2 separate regions of the Homo sapiens genome follow, and region 2 is linked to region 1. Evidence: read pairs that join two places in POLR2A ChIA-PET (ENCODE). Cell type or tissue: Panc1. All regions are shown on one strand. Each heading gives the region's core, and the rest is flanking DNA. Links, peaks and the distances in the headings are about the cores only. Region 1 has its middle 25 kb from the start of MED13L. Region 2 holds the start of LOC105370007 (a long non-coding RNA gene).

Evidence for each region. ChIA-PET counts read pairs that join two places held together with the same protein. Peaks named below come from ENCODE experiments on the same cell type or tissue, not always from the same donor. Only the 100,000 strongest peaks of a DNase experiment are listed, where the experiment ranks them.
Region 2: POLR2A ChIA-PET joins it to region 1 with 11 read pairs; 1 of 35 experiments calls an interaction of 5 or more read pairs at or near these places.

Annotation. Positions count from the first base shown.
Region 1 is chr12:116,300,120-116,305,500 of GRCh38, forward strand. No RefSeq gene overlaps it. Among named protein-coding and RNA genes, the nearest start is that of MED13L, 25 kb to the left of the region's middle. In Panc1, for the core only: no CTCF peak of the experiment used is centred there; no DNase peak of the experiment used is centred there; H3K27ac peaks cover 1,298 bases.
Region 2 is chr12:116,486,181-116,491,561 of GRCh38, forward strand. It overlaps LOC105370007 (a long non-coding RNA gene), which reads right to left and starts at 4,771. Exons shown (of 3, transcript XR_945394.3): 1 at 2,129-4,771; 2 at 1,582-1,724. In Panc1, for the core only: no CTCF peak of the experiment used is centred there; no DNase peak of the experiment used is centred there; H3K27ac peaks cover 2,824 bases.

The DNA.
Region 1 (5,381 bases), core at 313-5,312:
ATAGTTTTCAGGGTTTAGGAATTTTATTTTATCTGGATTAAAGTCATGTTCTGCTTTGGCATCGGAAGGCGTTTATGACTGTTAAAACAAGAAATGAAAAATATAGGCTTGGAATCAGAGAGGCTGCCTCCTGCCAGACTTTTAGGGGTTTGTCTTGGGGGCCAGGCTGAAGGTTTTCTGCCCCTTCTCTGACTGCTCTGGTGTTTCTTGATAAAGTTGGGGCTGCCTGAATCTGAGCAGCAAACGCAATAGCCTGGGAGGGTCTGTTAGGAAGGAAACCTTTTTCTTTGCTTAGGTGAGCTCTACCAGTCTCTGTTTTCCCCCTCTAGGGAAATGTACACTCTCTGGAGCATTGTTTAAAGGGTTTTCTCACATTGCCGGCACCTGGCTGCACTTGGTCTAGGAGGCAGATGGCTTAGGACTTTTGATTCATCAGGGCTTGGGATGACTTTACATTCCCCCAAATTGCCATTTTGGGCAGGATTTACATAACTGAGATTCCAGCTTTCTTTGGCCTAGTTTTGCCATTTTCTCTATTCCGTTTTGCTTTTAAAGCACACATGCATTGTGTGTGCACACACATGCATACACACACACACACACACACACACACACGCATTTCTTTCCTAATGGTACAAGTTATACATGCTTCATGGAGAACACTTGGAAAGCAAAGGAAAGCACCAAGCGGGGGTCGGGGTGGGGAAGGAGCTGGAAAGCAAAAAAATCACAAGAGAAAATCACTAGACATTTTGACAAAGATTGTTCTAACATGTTTCCTCCTATCCAGCTATCATCTACCTATCCTCTATTTTTATTTTATTATTATTATTATTATTTTGAGACAGAGTCTCGCTCTGTTGGCCAGGCTGGAGTGCAATGGCTAGATCCTGGCTCACTGCAACCTCTGCCTCCCAGTTTCAAGCAATTCTCCTGCCTCAGCCTCCCGAGGAGCTGGGACTACAGGCATGTCCCAACACACCTAGCTAATTTTTGTATTTTTGACAGAGATGAGGTTTCACCATGTCGACCAGGCTGGTCTCAAACTCATGACCTCAAGTGATCTGCCCGCCTCTACCTCCCAAAGTGCTGGGATTACAGGCATGAGCCACCGTGCCTAGCCTGCTTATCCTTTTTAAAAAAGTATGACAGATGACATGCAATTTTGTTGCCTGAATTTATACCTTTCCATTTTTACAGATAATATGTTGTATTTTGTGATAATAATATCAACTACTACTTATTACATACCGAAATTCAGTGCTTAATTCAGAGCCTTTGTAGTCAGAGGGATCTGGGTTCAAATCTCAGTAGGATTCATTTCTCATTGCGTCTTTGGGCAAATGACCTAACTTTGAGGAGCCTGGGTTTCTTATTCTATAAAATGGTGATAAAAATGTTGTTTGCCTCAGAGGGAGGATTGCTGTGAGGATCAAATAAAATTCTGCCAAATAAAGAAAAGCCCGGGAAATGCTTAGGTCCATAGTAAGTGTTCAATAAATTACTGTTCATATTCTTACCACGTGTGCTGTATGTAGGACATTTGTCTGTGTTTTTCTTTTTCGTGATGGTGCTATGTGCAGCATTCTCTCTAAACCAGAACTTTGGGCCCCACAGTATTTGATTCACGGTAAGCAGCTAGATGATTTTAAACTTCTGTCTTCCCCCAAGAACACTCGACAAAATTGGCAGTCTGTAATATGCAAAAATCCACCCAGAAATGGAAGACAGGGACATTTGCACAAGCTGGGTTGTGTCTACAGAATTAGAAGACACAGTTGGACTAATTTTAGTGCCTAAAAATTGGAAACATTGGAATCATGCTCTATGGGAAATGCAAGTTCTTGAAAGTGGCAAAAGGAAACACCAGGAATGGTTGAATTTGGGACCATTCCCTCAAGGTTTGGGCACAATCTTCATCTGTGGGTAGACTCTATTTGGCTGGAAGCTAAAAGGTTAGGCGGGGGAAAGGGTTAAGCATCTTTCAGGTCCTCAGGTTAGGAATGAGGGAGAGATCTCATTCACATTGCCTCTTCATTGTCTTGATTTTCTCGGCTATCTACTTTCCTTTGTCTTGCCATAGATAATTTTGATCCTGTGACCAGGCTCTTTAGTGTTTTGTCCTTTGGGATTTCTGAGAGGAGCGGGCCCCTGTGATTGACCTCACGTGGGCAGACTGCACACAACTCACTTTGTATCTGAGGAGCAGAGTGGGGGCCTAGCTCCCTTTCGTGCAGCCAATCAAGCTGGCGCTGAGAATTTATGAGAGGAAGGCGAACCACTTTGAAGAAAGGCGCCCTTGTCTGCTGCTCCGCCATTGCTCCGTGGTGTGCGTGGGGAGGTGGAGAGGGGTGGGCACGGGGAGAGGGGCTGGCGCCCTGGGGATGGATAAGGGAAGAAAAGAATCCGCGAAACCAGGGTCAAAAGTCTTTCTGTGAACAGGAAAGAAAACTGAGCAGCCTGCCTTCCTCCTTGCAGGTGTGTGCTCACAATGGGGGAGCCACAGACCCTTCCCAAAGGTCAGGGAGGAAGGAGCGCATCACAGCGGCTGCCTGTATTCACCCCCCAATCCACCCACTCCTTGGAGACTGAAGAACTAGAGAGAGCCAGGAAGGCAAGATCACTTCTAGAAGCAATCCTGGCCGCCAGTAATCTAGATGCAATAGTAACTCCGCCGAGTCAGAGAGGCATAGCTTCAAATTCTGGGCTTCTCCCTGGGGAGGGCAATTGCTTCATTTCTCTGAGCGTCAGTTTCCTCATCTGTGAAAAGGGGTGGTTAACAACGGAACCTCCTTCCTCCTTTATCAGGCCGTCGGGAGAAATTTGTAGAAAGCAGTCAGCACAGTGCCTGGTATACAGTAAGTGCTGAACAAGTAGAAGCTACTATTCATAGCAATCATATTTGGTTTCAAAAGAGATATTCTGCTTTCATTAAAGCCAAAAATAAAGGCCATTCATTCAGTCGTTTTTTTCATTCATTTGTTCAGGCAATCAATAAACATTTAACAGGGCCTACTATGTATTGGTGACTTTAATGAATTTGATATTAATAGTAGCTAACGCTTGCTAGGGGTTAGGCTCTGTTTTGTTTTTATTTTTCGAGACAAGAGTCTCACTGTGTCACCCAGGCTGGAGTGTACTGATGCAATCATAGCTCACTGCAGTCTCAACCTGTCTGGCTCAAGCAATCCTCCCACCTCAGCCTCATAAGTAGCTGGACTACAGGCACTCACCACCATGCTTGGCTAATCTTCTCTGACTTTTTGTAGAAATGAGGTCTTACTATATTGCCCAGGCTGGTCTCAAACTCCTGAGCTCAAACAATCCTCCGAAAGTGCTGGGATTACAGGCATGAGCCGCCACACCCGGCCCCTGTTAGGCTCTGTTTTAAACCCTCCATATGTCTTAATTTATATAAGCGTCACGACCACATGGTGAGGTAGGTACAAAGAAGTTGATCATGGCCATGTCACACAGCTAGTAAGATTAGGAGCTGGCATTTAAACCCAGGTGTGCCTACTGCCCAGATCTACGTGGTAAGCACCTTGCTAGTCCAAAACTAATAAATAAAACATGATTCCTGCTGCCTGGGGCACCACAGTCCACTAGAACTTTCTGCTATCATAGAAATATTCCATATCTGCACTGTCCAATATGGTACCCACTGTTGGTAGCTACTGAGGACTTGAAATGAAGCTAATGTGATAGAGAAACTGAATTTTAAATTTCATTTCATTTGTACTAATTTCAACATAGGTTTAAATAGCCACACATGGCTACTGCCAGCATACTGAACAGCCTAGCTCTAGGAACTCAGAGTCTAGTGGAGGAAATTCACCTTCACTGAGGTGGTGACGTTATGCTATGTGGCCCTGTTCAAGCCCCAAGAACATAGGAGGACACAGCTGTGGTGTGGAGAGTGGCCTGGGATCACAGGAGGCTTCCCAGAGACAGTCATCTCTGATCTGAGTCTGCAGGAAGGAGGGGTTGGTAGGAGAGGAAGGGAGGTATTTTTAAATATGTCCAAATATGTTGGATTTCACAACAGGGTCTGTGCTCAGCCAGGACTTTGGTGGAGATTGAAACTTGTAATCAAGAGCCAGAGTCCTCTTTGAGCTACAAGATAACCAGCACTTACCCCTGAAGGATGAAACCGTATTGGATTCAGGAATTTGTCTACTGTTCTTTTTGGCTGCAGGTTTTGCTTGTTTTTGGCTTTTAACCATCACCTCTCTGAGGACATAAAAACACCTGAAAAGCAAATTTGAAAAATTCACTGGTTAGTTTGAATGCTTTGTCAATATCATGTGAAGCAAAATGTCTAAGATCCCCAAACCAGCTCTAGGCAGACAAAAGAGTAGTAATAATCATAAGGATAATGAGGATAATAATGAAAAATAGTTACCACTTATTAAGACACTTTGTGCCAGACCCAAATTTAAGTTAAGTGCTTTTGCGTATTGATCGTCTTGCATACTCCTACAATCTATTCTCTGCACAGCAGCTAGAGTGGCCTTTTTAAGACATAAACCCTAAATCAGATCATGCTAGTCTGCTGCCGAAACCCCTTAAGTGGCTTCACATTGTACTTAGAATAAAATCCAAGTTCCTTGCCCAGGCCTGCAAGGCCTGACCCCAGCCTACAAATGTTCCCATTCTCCACCTACTTACCAAGCTCCAGGCACGTAAGACCCCTCTCTGGTGTAAAGCCCCAAGCTTTTGTCTGCCCCAGGGCCTTTGCACTTGCTGTTCCTCCAATTGGCAACTCAGCTCCCCACCCTAACCCTCTACTAGAATGAAATATGTCGAAGATCAGGGATCTTGTCTCTTAGGTCACTGTTGCATCTCCAGCCCCCTAGGTCAATTTGTCATACGATTGAAAGAATTTGAATCCTCTGTTATGAGGCATTGAAATCAATGCAAATTAAATAAAATTTACAATTCAGTATGAGGTATTATGAGGCATTATTATCCTCATGTAACAGATGAAGACAGTGAAGGTCAGAGTGGTTAATTTGCTCAAAGCCACATAGCTTGTGAGCTTCCCACTATATACCTGGAGGACTCCAACTATTTGCTACTTGTCAGCTATGCTGAGGCTGCACAGCCACCTTGAGAGATGGAAGATCCTTTAGGATGTGGTTTTCCTTCCCTCACTCTGCAAACAGCCCTGCTATGCCTCACTTAGTCCTTCATTGCCAGAATCTCTCTATATAATAAGAAACCTTAGCCTGCAAAACTACTCAATTCCCTTCTGGCTTTTACCGTATGTTTTTCTTTGATTATAAAATAAGTATTATAGAAAGAATGGAAAGTAGAGAAAGAAGATAAAGAAGCTGGTGGAAAAACCACTCGTGACCTCACTACCCAGAAGCAATTCT
Region 2 (5,381 bases), core at 156-5,155, 190 kb after region 1:
ATGTGCTAGGAATTTTACACATGCCCTTTCCAGTGAATCTCACCACAATTCTAGGTTTTAGCTTTAAGAGGAGAAGGCTGAGGTCAGAGAGGTCAGTAACTCTCCAGGTGCCACCAATGGTCTGGGGTGGAGCAGGGCTTAGTGCTGAGGCCCATCAGGCATTGAACGTGCCCTGAAGGTTATCTATAGAACAGCCATTCCTGGCCAGGCGCGGTGGCTCACGCCTGTAATCCCAGCACTTTGGGAGGCCGAGGTGGGTGGATTATGAGGTCAGGAGATTGAGACCATCCTGGCTAACACGGTGAAACCCCATCTGTACTAAAAATACAAAAAATTAGCTGGGTGTGTTGGCGGGCGCCTGTAGTCCCAGCTACTCGGGAGGCTGAGGCAAATACAAAGAATTAGCTGGATGTGGTGGTGCGTGCCTGTAGTCCCAGCTACTCAGGAGGCTGAGGCAAATACAGAGAATTAGCTGGATGTGGTGGTGCGTGCCTGTAGTCCCAGATACTCGGGAGGCTGAGGCAAATACAGAGAATTAGCTGGATGTGGTGGTGCGTGCCTGTAGTCCCAGATACTCGGGAGGCTGAGGCAAATACAGAGAATTAGCTGGATGTGGTGGTGCGTGCCTGTAGTCCCAGATACTCGGGAGGCTGAGGCAGGAGAATGGTGTGAACCTGGGAGGCAGAGCTTGAATTGAGCCGAGATTGCACCACTGCACTCCAGCCTGGGTGACAGAGCAAGACTCCGTCTCAAAAAAAAAAACAAAACAAAAAAAAACAGAACAGCCATTCTTCTCTACCCCTGCCCCCTGATTTTATTTGGGTATACACCATCCCATGTATAGAGAATGAGACTTATCCCTACTCCCAGAGGAACATGTGAATGTGAGTGTTCTGGGAATGAGATTCCAAGAGGACAATAGACGTGCAAGAAATTTACTGAGATGCCTGTGAAGGATAAGAGAAAGAGAGCAGGAGTGGTCAGGGAAAATCTTTAGGGTGTGATGTGGGTCTGACACCTGGGAAAAGAGAGGGGGAAGGAAGGAGGACTGGGTTGGAAGAGGTTCAGGCTGCAGCCCAGCTCTGAGAAAGTCTCAGCCAGGCTGATGGGGAGTTAGAGTCCCACACTGGGCAGAAGTGCCCAGTTCTAGGCATGGTGGCTCACGCCTTTAACCCCAGCACTTTGGGAGGCCAAGGCGGGTGAATCACTTGAGGCCAGGAGTTTGCAACCAGCCTGGCCAACATGGTGAAACCCCGTCTCTACTGAAAATACGAAAATTAGCCAGGCATATTGGCACATGCCTGTAGCCTCAGCTACTCGGGAGGCTGAGACAGGAAAATTGCTTGAACCCGGGAGGCAGAGGTTGCAGTGAGCCAAGATCATGCCACTGCACTCCAGCCTGAGTGACAGAGTGAGACTCTGTCTCAAAAAAAAAAAAAAAAAGAAGAAGAAGAAGAAAAAGAAGTGCCAGCTCTAGAACCCGCACTATACAGTTCCTGTCTGGGAGCAGTCTGGGGAGAGCAGAGTCTCTGCATGAAGCAGATCCAATGGTGCAGCACCCATAGGCTGTCAGATACCTACCCTCCCCACAGCAGGTTCTCTTGAAGGGAGATCTGAGCGGTGCAGCTCCATGGCCACCACAGGTACATGTCCTTAGGCCAAGTCAATCAAAGCAATTTCACTGCCCTTGGTAGCGCCTGGTTTGGGCAGAGTAGATGATGCCCCTGGATCAATGAGACATACGGGAAGTCTACTGAGGGGTTTGTGGGAAAGGTGTTTTTCTTCTACCTCTCACCTCTCAATGCAGCTATATGAGGATGTGGTGTCTGGAGCTGTGGCAGCCACCTTGAGATCATGAAGTGACAAGCATGAAGGCAAAAGCCAATACGCTCAAGGTAGAGTAGGGAGATGGAAAGAACATGGAGCCTTGATGACATCAGTGTGTCCCTGAATTAACCACCCTGGAATATCCTCCCTCAAGAAACTTGTCAGTTGAGATCACAGGTCTCTTATTGCTTAAATTATCTACTGCTATGTAACAAATTACCCCCAAACTTAACAGCTTCCTAACAACAAACATTTATATCGTACACAGTTTCCAGGAACCAGGAATCAAGAAGCAGCTTACCTGGAAGGTTCTGGCTCAAGGTCTTTCATGAGGTTGCAGTCAAGATGCTGGGCAGGGTGGCAGGTATCTGAAGGCTTGACTGGGGCTGGCAGATCCTTTCCCAAGATGGCACACTCACGTGGCTGTTGGCCAGAGGCCTCAGTTCCTCACCATGTGGACCTCTCCATAGAGCAGCTTGAGTGTCCTTACAACATGGCAGCTGGCTTTTTCCAGAATGAAAGTGATTCAAAAGTGAGAGAAAGGAAGAGGCTACATGCTCTATATGACCTAGTCTCTGAAATCACACACTGTCTCTTCTATCTTATTCTGTTTGTTAGAAGCAAGTCACATAGCTCAAGGGGAGATAAATTAAGCTCCACCTTTTAAAGGGAAGCACATTGGCCTAGTGTGGTGGCTCACACCTCTAATCCCAGCACTTTAGGAGGTCACAGGGGGAGGATCACTTGAGCCCAGGAGTTTGGGACAAGTCTGGACAACACAGTGAGACTCTGCTTCTACGAAAAATATAAAAATTAGCCAGGCATGGTGGCAGGCACCTATAGTTCCAGCTACGTACCTGTAGTCCTCAGTCCCATGCTGAGGTAGGAGGATCTCTTGAGCCCAGGAGTTCTAGACCAGTCTGGGCAATATAGTGAGATCCCATCTCTGCAAATACATTAAAAAAATTAGCCAAGTGGGGTGGCATGCACCTGTAGTCCCAGCTACTCAGGAGGCTGAGGTAGGAGGACCCCTTAAGTCCAGGAGTTCAAGGCTGCGGTGAGCTATGATTGCACCACTGCCTGGGCAATAGAGTGAGACTCTCTCAAAAAATAAAACAAAGGGAGCTGTATCAATGAATTTTTGGATTTAAAACCACCATAGCTACTTTCAGCTGTGCCCTCTTTATTTACAGAGATCCCCAAAGCCGATAGTCTTTACATCACACATCACTGCCAGGCCGGGCAGGGAAAAATTGTGTGCTCAGGAGATTACAACAGACCCTATAATCCTCAGAAGACTTTTCAACTGAGAAATCATCCAGTTCCAAAAGATTCTTGCAGAATAAGTCTGCTTAAAGGTATATATGCCTGTATAAACATGCCCTACCTAAAAATAAACTTAGATGTAATCATCCATTAGGAAATACCAAAAATACACAAAAAGGGATAAAGAATAATTTTAAAACTCCTTTGACCCACCACCTCGCTTAAGAAATAAAATAATACCCATGTGATGGAAACTCTAGATCTTCATATACTCTGATCATATTGTTCTTCTCACCCGCAGTGGGAACCACGACCCATATTTGGATGTTTTTCATTCCCACAAGTTTTTTTTTTTTTTTTTTTTTTGAGACAGCACCTCTCTCTGTCACCCAGGCTGGAGGGCAGTGGTGCGATCTCAGCTTACTGCAACCACTGCCTCCTGGGTTCAAGCGATTCTCCCGCCTCAGTCTCCTGAGTAGCTGGGATTACAGGCACCCACCACTACACCCAGTTAATTTTTTGTATTTTTTTTAGTAGAGACATGGTTTCTCCATGTTGGCCAGGCTGGTCTCAAACTCCTGAGCTCAAATGATCGGCCTGCCAAAGTGCTGGGATTACAGGCATGAGCCACCGTGCCTGGCCCCACTACTTTCTTTAACTGTGCCTGGTATAGACCTGTGCAATATCTGGTATCATTTTGCATGTTTCTAAGCTTTGTGGAAATGAGGGCATACTGAACGTATTCTTCTGACACTTGATTTTTTTTTCTCTACACTATGTATGTAAGCTTCAACCATGCAAGGAGATGGAAAAATGGAAATCTCATACATTGCTGATGGGAAGGTAAAATGGTGCAGCTGCTTCAGAAAACAGTCTGGCAGTTTCTCAAAAAGTAACACAGAATTGCTGTATGACCCATCCACTCCTAGGTATATACCTGAGAGAAATAAAACATATGTCCATATATAAAAGCCTGTACGTGAATGTTCCCAGCAGTGTTATTTATATTTTTTGTTTTCTTTAAATACCCTGCTGGATGCCAGAGTGTTATTTATAATAGTTTTAAAAAGCGGAAACAACTCACATGTCCGTCAGTTGATAAGTGGATAAAATGTGGCTTATCCATACAGTGGAATATTATTTGGTCGGAAAATGGAACGAAGTACTGAAACATGCTACAACAAGGATGAACCTTGGAATTGTGCTAAGTGAACAAAGCCAGGCCCAAAAGACCACATAGTATACAATTCCATTTATGTGAAATATTCAGAATAGGGCAAATCCATAGAGACAGAAAGTAGATTAGGGGTTGCCTGGGGCTGGGGGTAGGGAGGATTGGAGAGTGACTGCTCAGTGAGTACAAGGTTTATTTGGGGGATGGTGATAATATTCTGGAATTAGATCATGGCGATGGTTGCACAACTTTGTGACTACACTAAAAACCACAGCATTGTACACTTTTAAAAGTCAATTTTATGACATATACATTCTATCTCAATAAAAACAGATTCAACCACAGTATTCATCTGTTCTCACACTGCTAATACAGACATACCCGAGACTGGGTAATTTATAAAGAAAAAGAGGTTTAATGGACTCACAGTTCCACATGGCTGAGGAATCATGGCAAAAGGTGAACTAGAAGCAAAGGCACGTCTTACACGGTAGCAGAGAAGAGAACATAAGTAGGGGAACTACCCTTTATAAAACCATCAGATCTCATGAGACTTATTCACTATCATGAGAACAGCACGGGAAAGACCCACCCCCATGATTCAATTACCTCCCACCAGGTCCCTCCCATGACACGTGGGGATTATGGGAGCTACAATTCAAGATGAAATTTGGGCGGGACCACAGCCAAACCATACCAACTGTGTTAACACAGAGGCTTGATAGTCCATTTTCACTACCGTATAGCAATCCGTTAGTATGACCATTATACATCTATCCATTCTCCCATTAATGGGCATCGGTATCATTTCTCACTTTGCTGCTATTCCAAGCAGTGGTACTGTGAACATTCCCTGCGCATCTCTTTGCGCACGCAGGAGGGTTTCTTGAAGATACATAGGAAGAAGGGTGGTTGCTGGGCTGTAGCGTTTATGCATCTTCAACTTCACACCCCCACTCTCTAAACTCCTTCCTCAGTCTAGGGAGAGAAGGAAAGGAAGCGAGCTCTGCCTCCACCCTTGGCCCCTGCAAACCTCCCGAGGTCTCAGGAAATAGGGCAACTGAAATGGAAAACAAATAGCACAAATCAAATGGTGGGCTGTTTCCCCTGCCAC